2 separate regions of the Mus musculus genome follow, and region 1 is linked to region 2. Evidence: chromatin contacts called from ENCODE Hi-C or POLR2A ChIA-PET data. All regions are on one chromosome and are shown on one strand. The core of a region is the stretch at or near the end of the contact, and the rest is flanking DNA. Distances in the headings are between cores, read along the strand shown. Region 1 holds the start of 4930413E20Rik (a long non-coding RNA gene). Region 2 holds the start of Sfrp1 (secreted frizzled-related protein 1).

Region 1 (3,366 bases), core at 401-2,900, 120 kb after region 2:
GAAGGAAAGCAAATTTAAATCCATAAAGATAAGACAGACTCTCAGTTCTCTTTCTGTAACGGTTATTCATGAAAAATAAAATAAAATAAATGCCAATGTCAATCTCCCAGAAATAATTTGGGGCCACCTTTTTGTAGATTTCCAGGCAGCAGGTTGTTTCAAGGGACGTAAGACTCTACATCTTAGCCAAGAAAGCAGTTCCTTTTTAAAGGAACCTTTGTAGTCTTTAGGTCCCTTGACGTGGTCGGGGCTGCTGTGGGAGGGCTTAGAGGCTATTATACAGCAGCCATTGCTCTATGGAGGGTCTGTTCCTTTATTCGGGAGCCATCCACTCTTAGAGCTTGATAGACTGAGGTAATTTTCCTGGTGATTTTTCACTGCTTAGGGGCACTAGGGAAATTTTATAGTATAAGTGGTTCTATTTGGCTGTTGTGTTAATGGGGATTCTGAGTACAGCCAAAGCTGGACACACTGACACAATCTAGCTTCACAGAGACTGGAAAGCTAACAGGTCAACTTCATGTTTGGCTCACACTTGTCCCCCGGGCATGAAGCATCGTCTTCTAAGTGTGTGTTCAATAAGTGCTTAAGGGGGGCAGTTTTGAACCTACCAGCAAGGACCAGCAAGAACCAGAAATTAGTTGGCTTTTATCTAACTTGGATAACACGCCAGCCTGATGCAGTATTGGGAAGAAAAGGTTCCAACCAAAGTAGATTATTATGGTTTGTACCCAAAGGGCATGCAGTAGATGTACCATGATAACCAGAGGCCTGCTTGCTTCTTTCCTCTACCATTCACATCCTTTGTTGAAGTAGAACAGGGTGCAGACAAAAAAGCATGTGACCTCACTGAGCAGTGGGTCTGGCACCCAGATTTCTTGAGGAGGAATAACCCAGAGAGGCCGTGCTCTCACGGTCTTGGCTTCACAGCTGCCATACTGAGGACCACATGGAAGTGCTTCCAAGGTCCCATGTGTTTGCTTGAGAACAGGTCTGACTGGGCTTCCCAGGCTAACAGTTTTGTGGTATTTTGATTTTGTGGTATTTTTTCATTTCTTTCTTCTTTTCCATGTATCTCCTTTCCTGTTTTTCTCTCAGTCTCTCTCTCTCTCCTCTCCCCCCCCCCCCCTCTCTCTCTCTCTCTGTTTTCTTAGTGTCTCATGCAGTGCACAAAGGGTCCCATTGGAAACACATTAATGTGCTAAAGTTTGCTACACATTTTGGCCATGTATGCTGTGGAAGGAGACCTGCCTTATGACACCTGTGGCAGCAGCAAAAACATAAAAGCGGTATGGGCTTCTAACAAGTTTTGTTATTCTAAAAATAATCTCTGAGCTATTGATATGAAGAGTGTCAGCAACAAAGAGAAGAGTGGGAAGGGCAGAGTGGGCAGGGCCGAGTGGGAGAAGTGGGCGGGGCCGAGTGGGAGGGGCATGTTTAGATGAGGGGGTGGAGCCCCCTAGTGCAGAAAGCTCTGGAAGCCTCTGGACAAGTTCCCTTCCATCTGTCTCAACACACATTGAAAGGCATTTAATGAAGCTGGTTCTGCCCTCAATAATCTCTCCTCCCCAGCTCTCTCTGACAGTCTGCCGCCACCCTGGTCCATATTAAGAATGTATTTTGATGGGAGGTTTACAAGGGCTGTCTCGGGATCAAGCTAAAGCCATCTGCTCTGGAAACACATGATTTATGGCCGGAAGAATCTTGACGGGCCCAGGGCAAGCATGTAGATGAGGTCCTTCTATTGACATAGGCCTGAGTCCCTTTGAGGGGACACCTACCTTGGTCCTCAAGCTGATGACAGCAGAGTCCCTGGGGGACTGTCGCCTGTCTCTAATGTAAGTTTTAAACGTGTGAGTTGTTTGTTTGTTCGTTCATTTATGTAAAAATAACAAAGCACCTGGTTTTAATCAACAAGCAGTGGGCAGTTTAGGTTATCAGTCCCTCCTTTTTGTCCCCAAGTAAGGGCTGCAAGGTGAGGGCCGTGCAGTAAACCAGCAGAGCTCCTTGCTCCCTGAGGACTTGTGCTGTCTCGGCAGCCTATCTTCAAGGACCCCATGTGACTTCAATGGGAGAGATGTTGAGCAGTCCTTTCCCCACAAGCTCCTGGCATACAAAACATTACCTTAAAGTTCCCATAAGCCAGTGGTGTCTCATTCACAAACCACATTTAAATCCTGAATCTAAAAGTATTCTGGCACTTTGAGTTTATAGAAATGTTTCAGGGTTTTTTTTTCCTCTTTCCAAACAAAAGAGTTTTGTTTTTGGATGTCTGCCCCTTTGCCAAAATCTTGAAGTCACAATCTCCCCCTTCCCCACCCCCTAGGCAACAGGGACTGGACTCTTCTAGAATGTTCAAATACTGAAGCTGGGTCACTCAGAACTTAAAGCTGTAACTGACAGGCAGACTCTCTGTGGGCATCTGGAAAGGCTGGCAAAGGAGACGATGCTGGTGAAATAGGTAGCTCCTTTCTGTTGTGAATGTATGCCCACCACAGACGCCTTCGGAGCCTCAGCAGGACATCTCTGGATTGCATCAGAGCCTTTACCAACATCTCTTGCCATCTTACTGTTGGAGAATGGAGGACCATCTAGATCCGGCAACGGAGTCAAGGCACCTCAGAGGTTCTGGTGACTCAGGAAGGACCACACATCTCAGCAGTGGGAGAGCACAGGGGCAGTTTGCCTCCAGCACTGTCTGCTAGACTTTTTGCTCTTAGCTATTTCAAAGCTGAGATCATCTCATTCCTGGGTCTCAAGAGGACAAAGCTAATGTAGACATTTAAAGTCGTTTTTCAAGATTAGAATGAGAGCCATAGAGAGCTGGGCTTGGTGGTACTGTAATCCTAGCTCTTGGAGACTGAGGCTGTCACATAGTGAGTTCTAAGCCAGCCTGGGTTATAAAGTGTCTCAAGAAATAACAACCCAAGCCAATAATATAATTATAGCTACTGGGAAGTCATAACCCATTTTCCTCATTATATTTTTCTTCTCCTTTTTCTTCTTCCTATCTTTATATCGGTTTTCTTACTATTATGAACCAAATCTAGTTATGCTGGGTAGCACAACAGGTCTTGTGGCCCTGCCTACCTCAAAGCCTCACCTGCAGTCTCTTATTGTTGGCCACATGGAGCCTCCTTTGATTCAACCACACCACAGAATCGCTTTTCTGCTAGAATCTTCTCTGCTGCTGCACAGGCCTCTGATTAACACTGGCTCATATAATGTTTTTACTATGTTTGAGTCACCTTCCTCCACGTGGAAGATAGAAGGGAAAACAAAGAGTACACATCTACTTTGTGGTGTGAAAGACACAAGCCATGTGTTCACCAACATAAAAGAGGCAAAGGGTGCTATAGGACCATG
Region 2 (3,195 bases), core at 439-2,938:
ACCAACATGAATATTTCCAGTGAAGACGCGAACTTGGAAAGAATTTGAACTCAGAAAGAGGATCTGGTCTGGGGAGAGTACCAGGACCCTCTAGCAAGCAGTTCCAGCCCTGACTGCCACTGAATTGAGACACAGTTGCCTAGTCTCCTGCCCTCTGTGCTGGCTGAAGAATGTGATTCCTTAGCTCCTCGGGGAGGAGAGCACTGCGGGCTGTTTCTTGATTAACCCTTGGCCATCCACAGTCTTGCTCCGCATGGACTTTCTCCCTTACCCAAATGTGCCTGTTTGGTTTGGGCATCTTTCATCAGCCTAGGAAGGACAGGCATGTTGACCGCCTGCTGCAGCTGCTTCCCGCAGTAGAGTCACAGCATCAGCGTGTGTATGATTGCTTTAAGAAGGGATCCCCGCATCTTTGCAAGTTCCGGAGCTTTTACTCGGAAAGGAGAAATTGGGTCTATTGAGTGGAAAGCAAGACTCCCCAGAGCTTTATAAACCAGCCGCCTGGGCCAGCGGCATCTCCCACTGTGTTGGGCTTTGCAACTAGGAGTGGCGACCCATTTGCCACCCAGTACCGCAACACACTGCATCCTCTGCTGCCCCTCCACCCACTATGAAGAACACAGAATGAGGTGATCCAGAGAACTTCTCCGGCTGCTTGTGCGGTCTCCTCTCTACTCTAGATCCCACCCCTAGCTCTCTGAATGTAAGGGGAGTATTTGGAACACTCAAGCAATTCCCAGGAAGTGAGTAGTGGGTGTGTGTGGTCAGGGGTGGGGGAGGCTAGAGGACGACTTAGTTATTCTTTCTTGCCTGGCTTCTGCCTTATGCGGGAGGGGGTGACACACCTTTGGTTTTTGACCTCTGAATTAGCATGTGTATCTTGAGTTGGTATCCACCCACCCAGTACTGCTGGTATTTTTAGTGCTTTGGCTTTCTAATCCACAAACGCGTCTGTGTGTGTGTGTGTGTGTGTGTGTGTGTGTGTGTGTAAGTTTGTGCACATATGTGTTGTCTGCAGAGCTGAGACTTGAGTAGGGTCTTAAAAACATCGTTTAAAAACGTCAACTGTCCTTGGGAGCTAATACCCACATGATCAGTGCTCTTCTCCGCAGTGAGCCCCTTTCCCGTTCTACCTTCGGTCACCTGGAACACAGCCACAAACACCACCTTCTCTTAGTCTTTGCAAAAGCCCAGACTCCCCGGGAATTTAAAAGAGCTCCCTAAATTCAGCCTGCCCATCCGAGCAGCTGGGAAGCAGCTAAGATTAAAACCGTGGAGCGAAGGGCTGCTGGTCTGTTGCGTTGTTCCTTGGAACTAGGAAAAGAAGTAGAAAAAAGTCTTCACAACTGCATCAATTTGCAAGTATTATGAAGAGTCCTTTTTTTTTTTTTTAAACAAACCGACTCACTCTAATTACAGCGTCCAACTCCGACTCCACCCACCCCGCACTTCTAACTACTCTCTCCCTTTTGCTTTTGCCTCCTTCGAAAGTACTTGCTTAGTTTTTGGTTTTGCTTTTTAAGGGGTGTTGACCTGGGTCTAGTTCTAGTAAACCGATCCTTCTGGCCGGCGCGGCGATTGGTTAACTGCGCGGCTGACTGACGCGGTGTGGAGAGCGGCTCCCGGCAGCGCGGAGCTGATTGGCTGCGCGCGGGGAGATCCAGGGCTCGGCCACCCGCACACCGCGCATTCGAGCTGCAGCGTCGCAAGTAGGTGCAGCAGCCCGCAGCCCGCCGCGCCTCTGCGAGCCGGGACAGCACTCGGCCCCGCGCGCTCCCCGCCCCGCGCCAGCCCCGCCGCGGCGACCTGCTGCAGCGGAGGACCCCATCGATCGGAGACCCGGGGAGCAGCGCGCAGCCGCCGAGCCGGACGGGGCCCGGCACTGCGCCTTTGTCCCCGGAGGCTCCGGGAAGTTTGCAGCGGGACGCGCGCGTGAAGGCAGCGTGGGCAGCCCCGACGTCGCCGAGCAACATGGGCGTCGGGCGCAGCGCGCGGGGTCGCGGCGGGGCCGCCTCGGGAGTGCTGCTGGCGTTGGCCGCCGCTCTGCTGGCCGCGGGTTCGGCCAGCGAGTACGACTACGTGAGCTTCCAGTCCGACATCGGCTCGTATCAGAGCGGGCGCTTCTACACCAAGCCCCCGCAGTGCGTGGACATCCCGGTGGACCTGAGGCTGTGCCACAACGTGGGCTACAAGAAGATGGTGCTGCCCAACCTGCTGGAGCACGAGACCATGGCAGAGGTGAAGCAGCAGGCCAGCAGCTGGGTGCCGCTGCTCAACAAGAACTGCCACATGGGCACCCAGGTCTTCCTCTGTTCGCTCTTCGCGCCCGTCTGTCTGGACCGGCCCATCTACCCGTGTCGCTGGCTCTGCGAGGCCGTGCGCGACTCGTGCGAGCCGGTCATGCAGTTCTTCGGCTTCTACTGGCCCGAGATGCTCAAATGTGACAAGTTCCCCGAGGGCGACGTCTGCATCGCCATGACCCCGCCCAATACCACGGAAGCCTCTAAGCCCCAAGGTAAGGGTATGCCTTCCCACGCCCGCGAACCCCCGCGCCCATCCGCACTGGCCCAGGGCTGTAGAGGGGGAAAGCTCAGGAGCCGCGCACCGCAACCCGCAAGGTGTGCAGACCCGATCCCTAAAGCTTCTGGGAGGCCCAGGCATCGCTTGGCGCTTCTCCCGCTCCAGGTACTCCCTGATGGCTGGTGAGCCTCGGCCGTGGGGGGGGGGGGGTTGGGGGGGGCGAGGGGAGACCTGGAGCTGCTCTTCCTAAGCTCCAGTCTGGCGTTTTCCATACCTGAAAGAAAGCAAAGCTTAGGTTTTAAATAAAAGGACGTCTATCTCTTCAGAGAGAGTGCGGTGTCCTGTTCCAAAACTGTTAACATCCGAGACAGACACTGCTCCCTTGGAAAACCACTCGCTCAAACTACAACAACAAACAAACAACCCCAAACGTAAGACGGAGGGATTTATTTTCATAAGTTTGTAATTTTTTTCTCTAAAAACAAAACCATCAACAAGAAATCCTCTTTGCTCAGCTTATCTTCCAGTCGTGTTGCAGATCTGGAAGAGGAAAGAAGTTTAGAAAGCGCAACTTCTCTTTCTTCCCCTCTAAATTCAGGCAGCAACCTTGAGTTTAGCAAACCAAGGGGGATGCAAAAACCTCTGGTGCCCCAGCCTTGCTTACCCCCTGCTTCT

The links. A loop is a pair of places that touch in the nucleus more often than their neighbours do. ChIA-PET counts read pairs that join two places held with the same protein, here RNA polymerase II (POLR2A).
Region 1: POLR2A ChIA-PET joins it to region 2 with 24 read pairs in Patski. The contact joins the promoter of 4930413E20Rik here to the promoter of Sfrp1 in region 2. A Hi-C loop is called at or near these places in 1 of 37 maps with a recorded cell type or tissue (adrenal gland). POLR2A ChIA-PET finds 5 or more read pairs at or near these places in 1 of 5 experiments (Patski).

Annotation. Positions count from the first base shown.
Region 1 is chr8:23,532,822-23,536,187 of GRCm38, forward strand. It overlaps 4930413E20Rik (a long non-coding RNA gene), which reads left to right and starts at 1,651. Exons shown (of 2, transcript XR_378805.1): 1 at 1,651-1,838; 2 at 2,327-2,918.
Region 2 is chr8:23,409,814-23,413,008 of GRCm38, forward strand. It overlaps Sfrp1 (secreted frizzled-related protein 1), which reads left to right and starts at 1,689. Exons shown (of 3, transcript NM_013834.3): 1 at 1,689-2,515. The coding sequence starts at 1,972.